Linked DNA regions of Homo sapiens: region 1 is linked to region 2. Evidence: read pairs that join two places in POLR2A ChIA-PET (ENCODE). Cell type or tissue: A673. All regions are shown on one strand. Each heading gives the region's core, and the rest is flanking DNA. Links, peaks and the distances in the headings are about the cores only. Region 1 overlaps MRO (maestro). Region 2 has its middle 280 kb from the start of LINC01630.

What was found. Peaks named below come from ENCODE experiments on the same cell type or tissue, not always from the same donor. Only the 100,000 strongest peaks of a DNase experiment are listed, where the experiment ranks them.
Region 1: POLR2A ChIA-PET joins it to region 2 with 5 read pairs; 2 of 35 experiments call an interaction of 5 or more read pairs at or near these places.

Annotation. Positions count from the first base shown.
Region 1 is chr18:50,793,318-50,799,446 of GRCh38, reverse strand. MRO (maestro) reads left to right here. Exons shown (of 8, transcript NM_031939.6): 8 at 57-4,317. The coding sequence ends at 110. Among named protein-coding and RNA genes, the nearest start is that of MRO, 24 kb to the left of the region's middle. In A673, for the core only: no CTCF peak of the experiment used is centred there; no DNase peak of the experiment used is centred there; H3K27me3 peaks cover 3,479 bases.
Region 2 is chr18:51,669,690-51,676,199 of GRCh38, reverse strand. No RefSeq gene overlaps it. Among named protein-coding and RNA genes, the nearest start is that of LINC01630, 280 kb to the right of the region's middle. In A673, for the core only: no CTCF peak of the experiment used is centred there; no DNase peak of the experiment used is centred there; H3K27ac peaks cover 1,414 bases.

The sequences.
Region 1 (6,129 bases), core at 1-4,000, 880 kb after region 2:
GTCAAGGAAGTTTGTTGAATCCTGCCCTCACGCGTACCTTTGCTAATTTCTTTCAGAGCCACTATCATCCAGAGATCCTGCAGTTCTTCTACGCAAATAAAATTCTGTAAGCGCAGAGCAGCAGGGAAATGGTTCTGTATGAGTGCATTGCTGAGCCATCATGTTCCCCTGTTTTATCTCACTGGATGCCTCTTCTCACTGCTTGCCTCTTGGGATTGTAATGGGAAAGAGGGTGCTGGGAGAGCAATCAAAGGCAAAAATAATACATGGAATTGTATGATTTTATCTAAAGTAAAATTCTAGACTGCTTTCACTTATTTCATTTCCTCCCCATACAAATTTGATGAGCAGGTACACACTTTCTTTAAAACATTCCAAGTGTATATAGATTCAGTGCTTATTTCTCAGCTTTTTCTTTCTTAAGTTCATCTCTGTCACCTAGCTTTTATTTTTAATACTCAATTTCTGAGGCTTAGGAGAATACTTGTTACCTTAAGCGTTTTTTTGTTTTTTTGTTGTTGTTGTTTTGTTTTTTTTTAGTGTATTTGCTATTGATACTTTGCTATTGATACCTTTACTTGCCAAGATTTATTTAAAGTTGGCCAAGATACCAAGAAGGTGGCTTGCAGGGGCATCTTTGGCTTCTCATAATTTTAAACAGTCATTGCTTTCAAGATCATGCTAAACAAGAATTAATAGAGAGAAAAAAATCTATAAAGCATGTGTTGAAAATCCTCAGGCTCATGATAACTTACGGGATAACAATAGTAGGTAACACCGAGTGCTTACAATTCAGTGGGCACGGTCAAAGTGCTTTTTGTAAGTTCTATTTAATACTTGCGACAACCCTGAGATAGTAAGTATTATTATTGTTCTCATTTTATAGATGAGAAAGCTAACACATAGGGAAATTAGGTAACTTTCCCCAGATAACTCAGTAAACAGTGGAGCTGGAATTCAAACATGTACGGTCTGACTTCTTGAGCCCATACTCAATAATCATGCCATCCTGCCTTTCCATGGAATAACTGATGGATGGTTAGAAATGTTAAAAACAAAGCAAATGCAAACATCTCTGCTTCTGCTCCTCTACTAAGCCCAGTTAACTTTTGATTTTATATGTACTAAGTATACATTTTTATTAATTTATGTGAGCTGAGTGTTTTTATTAATTACTTTTTGGCTATTAATGTCAATTATTTTGGTGATCAATCCTAGTTATCCAAGGAGTCACATCACTCGTAAAAATTACAAGAAAAATCTCTAAGTCCCTCTCACCCTCCCTCTAACCAGATTGCATCCCAAGCTTCTATAGAAACTCTGGTACCACCCCTGAATTCAGTATCCAGGCCACACCCGGAGCGTTTTGTTCAAGACAATTTAAAACACGGGGGATTATAAAAGCTATAGCTGGATCTTAAGTGGCATTCTGAGAATGAGGAACTCAATTTTCTGCTGTAGCTCCCAGGGACAGGGTGGTGTGACACAGATGCGGGGATGAGGAGAGACCTAGGCGAGATGAGGATGTGGGAGATGGCAGACAGAGTGGCAAGTGCCAGGCAGGAATGGATTTTCTTCCTTCCTGTTCTGAATCTGAAGAACATGACAGCAAGAGATTTTAGGAGGGACACAGGCTCACGAGCAAATGGGTGGTTCTGAGCTGTAAGCCCCCTGCCCCTCCCTAGCACCCACTCCCCGGATGCTGGCCTCTTTGAAATTTTGTTGCAAGGTTGGTTTAAACTTGATGCAGTTCCATTAAGTGATCAGTGAGTGGTCTGAGAAATGGCTGCATGTGGCTGGCATTCAAAAAGGTGGGGATAGGGTGAGATGGGTGGGGTTACGTGCTCTGGAGTAGAAAAACCTATGCAGTTAATGTCCCTCTGTCGGTTAAAATTGTGGAAGATGCGGTTGGATTATTTGACTTTAAGATTCAATGGTAGGCTTTTATTTTGGTGGCCCCCAATGAGTCATGCCTCCTGATACTCATGTCTTTATTTAGTCCCTTCTGTTTGAATCTGGGCTGCCTTTGTGACTTGCTTTAATCAGGAGATTGTGATAAATGGCACTGTGCCGGGCATAGAAACCCTGGCAGTTTCCTCGTTTGAATTGTGGGGGAAGCCAGCTGCCACATAAGGAGTTGAACTACCAGGAACAAATGAGAGTGCCTGAGATCACCATGTGAAGGAGAACGGAGACACCCAACCCACAGCAGAGTCTGAGGCCCGGACACATGACACAAGTTGTCCCTTCCAGCCAGACCCGAGCTGTTGAAGCTACTCCAGCTGACACCATACGGAAAAGAGACGAGCGTCTCCATCAAGCCTGTGTCAGTTGCAGAAGCATGAACAAAGAATCAAATGATTGTTGTTTTAAGTCATTAACCTTTGGGATAATTTGTCACACTGCAATAAGTAACCAGAGAAGATTCCTTATTATTAACTGTTGTCTTGGCTAATTTTGTTTTGCTCTTCATAAGTCCTCTTTGAGTTTAAATTCTATTTCCAGAAATTTATGTTATCATGAAATTTGGTGGCAAGAGCAAGGGACTATGTTTTTTTGTTTGTTTGTTTCTGTTTCTCACCATACCTACCACAGAGCCTGGCCATGTGATTAAGGAACATTTGCTGAATGACTAAATGATTCCAAATTGTAGAGGGAATAAAGTCCAATGTCCAGTCTGCCATTTCAGGCTTTCAACCTTCGTTTTCTTCTGTTACTCTCTTTGCTTCAGACAAGTTTGGGTCCTTTCTCTTCTCTCAACATGTCTTGTTCTCCTATACCCCCTCACCTTTGCTCAGTCTGCTATTTCTGTGTTGAGTCCCCTCCCTGCTCACCTGTACACACCCACCTGGAATCACATGCACACACACACACACACATTTCACGTGTATCTCTTATCTGTACTCCAATGCCTAGGTCAAAGTCCTGATCCCCCCAATCAGGGGAGAGCTCAAGTCTCTGAATTCCCAGAACATTCTAGCAATATTATACCACTTATATCTTATCTGAAAAGTTTTTTTTTGTATATGGCTTTATGTTTTTTTTTTTATCCTGTTAGATTGAAACTACAGAAGGCAGGGCTGTATCTTGTACATCATTGTATCTCCCCGGTGACTGCAAAAGTACTCTGTAAATGAATGTTGATTAGGGGGAAAAATGTCAGAAAGTCATCTGAAGCTGTCATTCCTTACTGGGAGGAGCCCATTTTGACAAATGAGGGTCACCAATTTCATTCCTTATAACCAATGTACAGGTTACTTTTATGCTTGTGCATTTCAAGTTTCCCCTTCCCCACGTTTATCTGAATGCCAACCCAAAGGTAATGTTTTGACATTTCTTAATTTTGAACATTAATTTTGAACCTTATTGAGCAGTTGAATGAAAGAAAGAAAAAAGGAATGTTCAAGTGCCCCGACCCTCATGCTAAGTGCCCAGGGTAGAGCTTTGCTTGGTCCCTGTGTCTCTGGTGCTCATGAGATAGGTCTTTCTTTCTTTATTTTTATTTTTGAGATGGAGCCTCACTCTGTCACCCAGGCTGGAGTGCAATGACACGATCTCGGCTCACTGCAACCTCCACCTCCTGGGTTCAAGCGATTCTCCTGTCTCAGCCTCCTGAGTAGCTGGGATTACAGGTGCCTGCCACCATGGCTGGCTAATTTTTGTGTTTTTAGTAGAGACGGGGTTTCACCATGTTGGCCAGGCTGGTCTCAAACTCCTGACCTCAAGTGATCTGCTCACCTTGGTCTCCCAAAGTGCTGGGATTACAGGCGTGAGCCACCGCTCCTGGCTGAGATAGGTCTTTCTTAAAGGGGAGAGGGAAGTGGTGGAGAGAGAGGAGAGAAAATGACAAAGGAGGAGGCTGAGAATCTAACAGGTGTGACCAATTCTGCTACTGAATGAGAGCAGAAGCCTGTGAACTTCCAGTTAATAGACCACTTAATTGGGGGAACGCTTCACACGTTATAAAAAAGCACTAGAATGTTTTGAAAGCGAGAAACAACAGCTGTGTAGGGTAGCTAGCAGTTAGTGTTGTACAGAAGACAGATATTTGTGCATTTCTGCATTTTCTAAGTTTGCTGCAATGAGCATGTATTACTTTCATAGTTATAAAACACATGCAAAATGCCCTTTTAAAATGAAAAAAAAGTCCATGAGTGTAAGTGATATATATGCTTTGGAAAGCCTGGGACGGTCATTGTTTACTCTCAATAGTATGTGTTTGCCTTTGTCTTTTTGAGACATTTTGTTTTAATCTGTTGATGACAATAACCTGTTGATAATATAACTTGATAACAAATAAAATGACTTATGATTGATTATCATTTTATTTATGTGACTGAACTTACATTAATTTTGTCTGACCACAGTAGAGTAAATATTTTGTTCCTTTATTTACATGTTAAATGGTTTCAGGAAAACCCTGGGTTCTAGATAAAGCCAACACATCCTAATTTACTGAGGAGGGATGATTTGATATGCAAAGGCACCTATTATTTACCAAGTTAAGCACTTGGGAGTTAAGGCTCCCAAGCCAGACTTCTAAGATTCCTTATAATAAACACCAACCTAGAATTTCCCATGATGCTTCCTCGATTCCTACTGTCTGGAATACTTTCCAGTTCCTTGGTTCTATCAGCCATTCCCTGGACTGACTCCAAATGCCCTCTTCTTCAGAGGTAGAGCAGAGCTGCTGGAAGAATGCAGCCTGGCTCTGCCATTTAGCCAAGTGTGGGCAAGTCAGCGCACCAAGCCTCAGTGTGCTGATATGTGAAATGGAGACAATAACCCAATGTATAGAATTGCTGGGCTGCAAAGATTCAATTAAGTCACACTGAGCACTTGGCAGAGTGCTTGGTACATAGAAGGTGCTCAGGAAATGTTATTTTTGTTCCTCATTCCTAACAAACTCTCCAGACATTATTTCTTCTCTTCTTGAAGCTGCCCAGGTCTTCAGACAGGTCCATTGGTAATTTGAGCATTACCCTGATCCACCAGTCCTGGAGGTAGCCTCCGTATCCTTTATTAGTTCTCCAAGAATGTGGCTTTGAGCCTTGCCTGACATGGGTGTTCAGTAAAGATTGGTTGAATTCTTCGAGTTGCAAATGCTGGCATTTTGACCAAGTAGGAATCTGTCACCTGATAGGTTTTGGAATTTTAATACAGATAAGAATCATAGCAATGAGAATAGCAAGTGGTTCTTTCCCTCTCGGCCCTTTGGGGTGCTGTGATTGCTCAGAGCGGGAGCAGTGCATTTTTATGCTCTAGAGATGGTTTCAATAGGCCCTGTTCATTCCATCCTAATATTCCCAACAGCTCTGTTAAGAATTCTGTATTGTATCTTTTAAGCAAGCTCTTGTTAATAATTAACACCCCACCTTCTTTTTCCAAGGGTGATGCTATTAATCATGTTCCTTTCAAGCAGATGAATTTCCTACAGCAGTTTGCAAATGTTAACCAGGTAATGGCCCAAATGTCTCCCGCAAGAAGGAAATGTTTTTCAGAAATGCGGATCAGAGAGTTAAAAATGTCATTTCCTAAGCGACACTGCTAGAGGCACATGCCTCTGCCACAGCAAAAATGCAATCAGAAATCCAAAGCTTTTCAACCTGCCTGCCTGACTGCATCAGCAGATATAACCAGCCGCTGGAAGAGGAGAGAAGCTCAATTCTCAAATGTGACATCATGCGGGCTGAAAGGACACTACATTTGGTATCAGAAGACCCGGCTTCATAGTCTGACTCTATCATTTACTAGCTGGTTATCTTGAGCAAGTCACATAACCTCTCAGAGCCTTGGGGTCTTCATTTGTCAAGTGGAGGTAAAACCCACAGCACAAGTTACTCTGATGATCAGATGAGACAGTCCATGTAAACTGTGGACCATTACTCCCAAATGGAGTGTTCCTGTTTACATGGTAGCCACTCATGATTGGAGCCTATTTATACAAGGTGGAGGATGGAGGGAATGAAATAAGATGTTAACACAGATCTCAATTTATTTATTTATTTGAGATAGAGTCTCACTCTGCTGCCCAGGCTGGAGTTCAGTGGCGCTATCTCGGCTCACCGCAAACTCCGCCTCCGAGGTCCAAGCAATTCGCCTTCCTCAGCCTCCCAAGTGGCTGGGATT
Region 2 (6,510 bases), core at 1,360-5,359:
TGTTTAGTTTCTGACTTCAGAGGAATTATCTCTAGTATTTCCCTCATTAAACATACCGTTGACTTTGGGCTAAGATAGGTATATTTTATTACGTTGAAAATTGATATTTTTTGCTGTTTTGAGCAATAATAATTGTTGAATGTTATCAACATTTTCAGTGTCTGTTTTGCTCCTTCAGTCAATTATAATGGTACATTATTTCATTTTTCTAATACTGAGGACCTTGCATTCCTAGAAAATAAATCTATTTCCTCAGATATATGAATCTTTTAATGAGGTACTGAATTCTGCTTATTTGTGATTTACTTGGGATAGTTAATCTTCATATGTGGTATTTTTCTATAACTTTCTTTTCAGTACAGTCTTTATCAGGCTTTGACAGCAATAGTTTATTCACTTCATTAAAAATATGGATTTTTTTATTTTTGTTCTTGAAGAATTGAAATGTTCTTTAAAGATTTGATTGAATTCCTCTATATGAAAAACTGAATCTAGTGTGTTTACCTATTTCTTCTGTTCAAATTAACAAAATTATAAGTTTTATCTCTTCTGGGGTCAATTTTGATCAATTATTTTTCCTAGAAAATAACTGACTTAAATGAAATTTTCAAAATTATTTACATGAAGTTGGGTAAAACATAGGTAGATTTAAATTTTTCTATAATTATGTAGTTATTTCCCTTTTTCATTTTCTTATTTTATATATTTTGCTTACCTGTCTCTTCTCCTGAAATAGATATTTTTCTCTTTGTTTAGATTACCTGTTACCTTATTTATTCTATTATTTTGTAAAGTGCCAGCTTTTGGAAGTAGCTTAAGTTTGTGATTTTCAGTTTTCCAATTGATTAATTTCCAATTTTACTTACAATAATTTCTTCTTTATGCTTTTCCTCAGTGTAGTTTATTGCTGTTTTACTAACTTTTTGAATTGGATATCTAACTTATTTTATTCATGCATACTTATTGATATAAATATTTAAAACTGTGAATTTTCTTTTCCTCACTTCTTTGCCTATATTTTACATGTCAAGTTGTTTGAATCACTGTGTATTAATTATTGTTAAGAAATTATGATATTTTGATTATATGACATTATTGCTGGAGAAGTTGAATAAGAGAACTTTTAAAAAATCCCAGTTAGAAGGCACATTTTATTATTTGATTTTGTTGTTAAGCTTTATTCTTATTACATTGTGAAAAATGACTGTGTCTGCATTACCTCCTGGAACATATTGAGATTTTTCTCTATTGACCTATTCTATAGTTAAGTTTTTTAAATATCCCCTAGAAACATGGAAGAAATGTGCGTTCTCTATTTTCAAAGTATAGTTTGAGATACATCCATCTTATCTACCTGTGAATCATACTATTTTGTTTCCCACAATGTTCCACTTCCTCTATCAAAGATTGAAAGAGGTGAATTAAAGTCCCTTAGTGCTTGTGTTTCTTCTTTCCTTTTTATTTATCTCTTGTAATTTGTACTTTATAACGTGAGTGCCATTGGTATTTGATGTGTAGATAAGCATAATTATTAAAGACTCATGAGGTGCACACTATAGGATAAAACTGCCTTTCGTTATATTAAATCCTTATTTTTGCCTAAATTCTACTATTTTTAATGTTAAGACTCTTGCTTGTTTACTTTTTTTTCTTGTTTCTTTTCTTGTTTGTTTTATTTTGTTTCGTCAGTTTTTATCTTATTTTGTTTGGTTGGTTGGCTTTGTTTTTTGTTTTGTTGCATTTTTTAGCACAACTTTACTCAAACCTCTAATTTTCAATTTTACAGAATTACTTTGTCTTATGTTTTCTATATACCATACAGTTTGGTTTGTTTTTCTGATCCACTTCGAAATTCCTTCTTCTGAGAAATGAGTTAAGTTCCCTTCATCAATTAATATAAGAAATACGTTCATCTTATATCTACCATTTAGTTTTATGGGGTTTTTTTGGTTTTGTTTTTTGTTGTGTTTTGTTTTGTTTGAGAAGGAGTCTTGCTCTGTCACCCAGGCTGGAGTGCAGTGACACAACATTGGCTCACTGCCACCTCTGCCTCCCTGGTTCAAGCAATTCTCCTGCCTCAGCCTCCTGAGTAGTTGGGATTACAGGAGTGCACCACCACACCCAGCTAATTTTTTATATTTTTGGTAGAGACAGGGTTTCACCATGTTGGCCAGGCTGGTCTCGAACTCCTGACCTCAAGTGATCCGCCTGCCTTGCCCTCCCAAAGTGCTGGGATTATAGGTGTGAGCCACTACACCCAGCCTAGTTTTGTGTTTTTTTTTCTCTCTTTTTTCTGAGATTTTCTTTTATTGTGTAGTATTTTTTTTGCTTGAATTTTTGGGTATATTTATTCTGATATAGAAAAATGTTATGTATAATTGTACATAATCCCCTTTGTTCTTTGTTTCTTTAAACCATACATATTAATTTATTATTCTGAACAATGATAAAATTAGCACATTTCCTCTTCTCTGACCACCTATGTTTTAGGTAACAATATTATCTTTCTTAATGTTTATCTTTGTACACTTAAGTATGCCAATTCTCCTAATACCTTCGATTTTAAAAAATGGCCTTTGCCTAATATTTAGTGGAACTGTCAGCAAAACTATTCTACTACTCATCTTCTTTCTAACATCCTTCAATTGTTTGTTAGTTATAGCACTCCTACATGGTCTGAACACATGAGACTTAGAATTCATTTCTCTAATCTCCAAGTTTGTATTAGTGTTAATTCTAGAGTGAAATATATTCAATGTTTCCTGCCTTTTGTTTTAATCTTCCTAGTTATCCCTCAGCTAACATAAGTTTATCCTCTAAAAGATTCATCAGAAAGGGCTCATAAAAACTGCATTTCCTTAGTTCCTGAATATTCATAATTTTTGTACTGTTAAATTAAGTTTAGCTTAAAGCTGCCTGTTACATGTTTTAAGTTTGGCCCAAAGGTTTCTTCGTACATAGTGAACTGTAACCTAACTGGATATGTAAACTGACTATCCATTCTTGTACCAATAACAGAGTTTTGGTCAATCAAGGATGACCAACTGTTCAAACTATGTTCAAATAGGGCAAATGCCTGCTGTAATCAATCCCAGCTATTTCAGCACTTTGGTTCTGTTTTCTGTCCATAAATCCTCTCTAGCCGAGTGACAACGCCAGAGTCATTCTGAATCTATTCTGGCTGTGGGGAGAGGGATTGGCTGATTCTCAATTTGTTCTCTGCTCAGTTAAACTCTGTTAAATTTAATTTGCCTAAAGTTTTCCTTTTAATAGTCTATAGCTTGTATACTTGGACAGTTTTGCCGCATAGAAAATTCATAACATATTTTCTCTCCTTGACTTTTTTTTTTTTAAGATTTTCACTGTTACACTTTGACATGAAATTCTGCTGTAGAGGAATTTGAGAACTGACTAATTCCTTTATACGAACTTTTGAAAATGTTTTAAAATATTTACACCTCACAGATTTACTTGGTTATATTTCAGTATTGATCATTCTAGGTCTATGTTTTCTATCATGTGGTGTGAACTTTTGACATAGCTATTTAAGTCATTTTTTTTTTTTTTTAATGTAATCTCACTCTGTTGCCCAAGCTGGAGTGCAGTGGCGTGATCTCAGCTCACTGCAACCTCTGCCTCCCAGCTTCAAGCAATTTTCCTGCCTCGGCCTCCCAAGTAGCTGGGACTACAGGCACCTAACACCATGCCAGGCTAATTTTTGAATTTTTAGTAGAGACAAGGTTTCACCATGTTTTTGACCAGACTGGTCTCAAACTCCTGACCTCAAGTGATTGACCTGCTTCGGCCTCCCAAAGTGCTGGGATTACAGGCGTGAGCCACCACACCCAGCCTTTAAGTCATTTTTATTTAGATAAAATTTTATTAAATTACATTTTTTTTTTTGAGACGGAGTTCCACTCTTGTTACCCAAGCTGGAGTGCAACGGCACAATCTTGGCTCACTGCAACCTCCGCCTCCTGGGTTCAAGCGATTCTCCTGCCTCAGCCTCCCAAGTAGCTGGGATTACAGGCATGGACCACAATGCCTGGCTAATTTTGTATTTTTTTCTTTTTTAGTAGAGATGGGGTTTCTCCATTTTGGTCAGACTGGTCTTGAACTCCCAACCTCAGGTGATCAGCCCACCTTTGCCTCCCAAAGTGCTGGGATTATGGGCATGAGCCACTGCACCCGGCCTTAAATTTTTTTTTCACTTTTCCATTTTTAAAAATTTTCATCTTAGAGACACCAATTATGCCAATGTTGAATCTCCTTTGCCATTCTTTTCTAATTACAGCAAAATATATATGCCTCTACATATTTTTAAAAATTACATTTATTTTTACAATTTCTCTCATTTCTTCCTCTATGTCCTTTATTGTGTTTTTCATGAAACATGTCATCCACTGTGTTTCTTACAATTTTGTTTTCGTTTCTTTGATGGCTATTTTTCTACTTTCTAAGATGTGACCCCTCATACTTTGTGTTCTCATATTATCTTGCCATCTCTTTCTTGCATTCTTACTTTTTTTTTTAATTCTTTATTTGTAGAGGTGATACTTTGTGTATGTTTTTCTTTCAATGTGCAGTAAAATATTTGGTCACAATGTTTTTCTACTCTATGGAAACATTTTTTTCCAGTCAATATTCATCCTTTGTTAGCAGTTTTGATGCTCTTTTGCTTCATTTATTCTTAAAGTACCTTTATGTTTATTTAGTACTTGGTCTCATTTTTCTTGGTTATCATTGAATCCCTGGGCTGGCTATTTGCAGGAAGCCCTTTTAATCTGGGGAGGAGTGTTCTTTATGGGAGAGGGGCTGACTAGCAGATATTTACAATGCAATCTGTGATGCTGCAGAAAAGATAAATTCTTGCAAATGTGGCTCATAGGTACAATTTTTTTCATTTTTTAAATTTAAGTTTTAATGTGTTTCAAAAATTGACAGTGTAAGCATCATGTACAACATTAATGTTTTGAGGTATACAGACATTCTGGAATGCTTACATCTAGCTAACAAATTTATTACCTCACATAGTTATCATTGTTGTGGTGACAACACTTATCCACTCTCTCTGCAGTTTTTGAGACTATATCGTCATTAACTATAGCCACCTTGTTGAAGGTACAATTCTGGATGAGGTCCCTGTCCCCTGCTTTCCTCTACCAAATTCATTCTGTGACAGCTTCTGCCAGCATCTCTGCTTAAACCTGTTCCCACATCCAGTGTCGTAAACAAAGAATCTAGTATCTGCTCTCCTGGGCATATCTCTCACCTTCAGGAAATGCTGGTACATTCTGAAATAGCTGCCCCCCTACCCCCACTTCTCCATGGCTCTGCTCTTCACTTCTTGCATCATTTCTTCCTGCTCTCAGTCACTTTTAGTAACCCTTAACACATTCTTTTCAGATCTGGTGAATTATATATGCTTAGATTTTTTTTAATTTTGAGGAACGGATTTTGATATGTTCCAAAATGATAACAATAAATGTCAGTTTATAAAGTCCTATTCATTCCGGGGCCTATAGGATAGCCTTTTAACCAAATCCTCTATCTCCTTTCTCTGCCCCCCGTCAGTCCATCTTATATGTTGGCATTATGTGCTAATCTTTTGAAACACAGGTCTTTCTAAAGATCAGCTTATCTGTCTACTCAAAAGTATGTAGAATCCTACTGAACTCAAACTCTTTTTTTTTTTTTTTTTTTTGAGACAGAGTCGCTCTGTCGCCCAGGCTGGCGGGCAGTGGCGGGATCTCGGCTCACCGCAAGCTCCGCCTCCCGAGTTCACGCCATTCTCCTGCCTCAGCCTCCCGAGTAGCAGGGACTACAGACACCCACCACCTCGCCTGGCTAATTTTTTGTATTTTTTAGTAGACACGGGGTTTCACCGTGTTAGCCAGGATGGTTGCAATCTCCAATCTCCTGACCTCGTGATCCGCCCGCCTCGGCCTCCCAAAGTGCTGGGATTACAGGCGTGAGCCACCGCGCCCAGCTGAACTGAAACTCTTTAACCTGCCATGCAAAGCTGCCTGACATATGGCTCTCACCTAAGCTTGCAGCAGCCTTGCTCACTATGTCTGCTCTCCTACTCTGTGTTCCCCATTCAGTCTCTTCTTGCAGACTTCTTTATTTTGTGCTTGCCATTTCTTAATGCAAAAATCTCTTCCTCTCCTTTTATCTTTATATGAATACATCCTACCACTGAACCCTCAGCTGAAATAATTTTTGTCTTGCTCTATACTTTTCCGTACTTACCGTAGAGTCTTTGTCTTTTCTCTGACATTATCGTGATATTCACATTTATTGTCTTTTCTCCTACCACAAAGTCTCCAGAGAAGACAATCCTGCCTGATACATCTTAGTTTCCCACAAAACATTCAGCACAATGAAAATACTCCATAAATATTTTCATAAATATTTGCATAAACATGTGCTGAATGCATGGACACAGGGCAGGGAACATCACACACTGGGGCCTGTTGGGGGGTGGGGGGCTGGGGGAGGGATAGCATT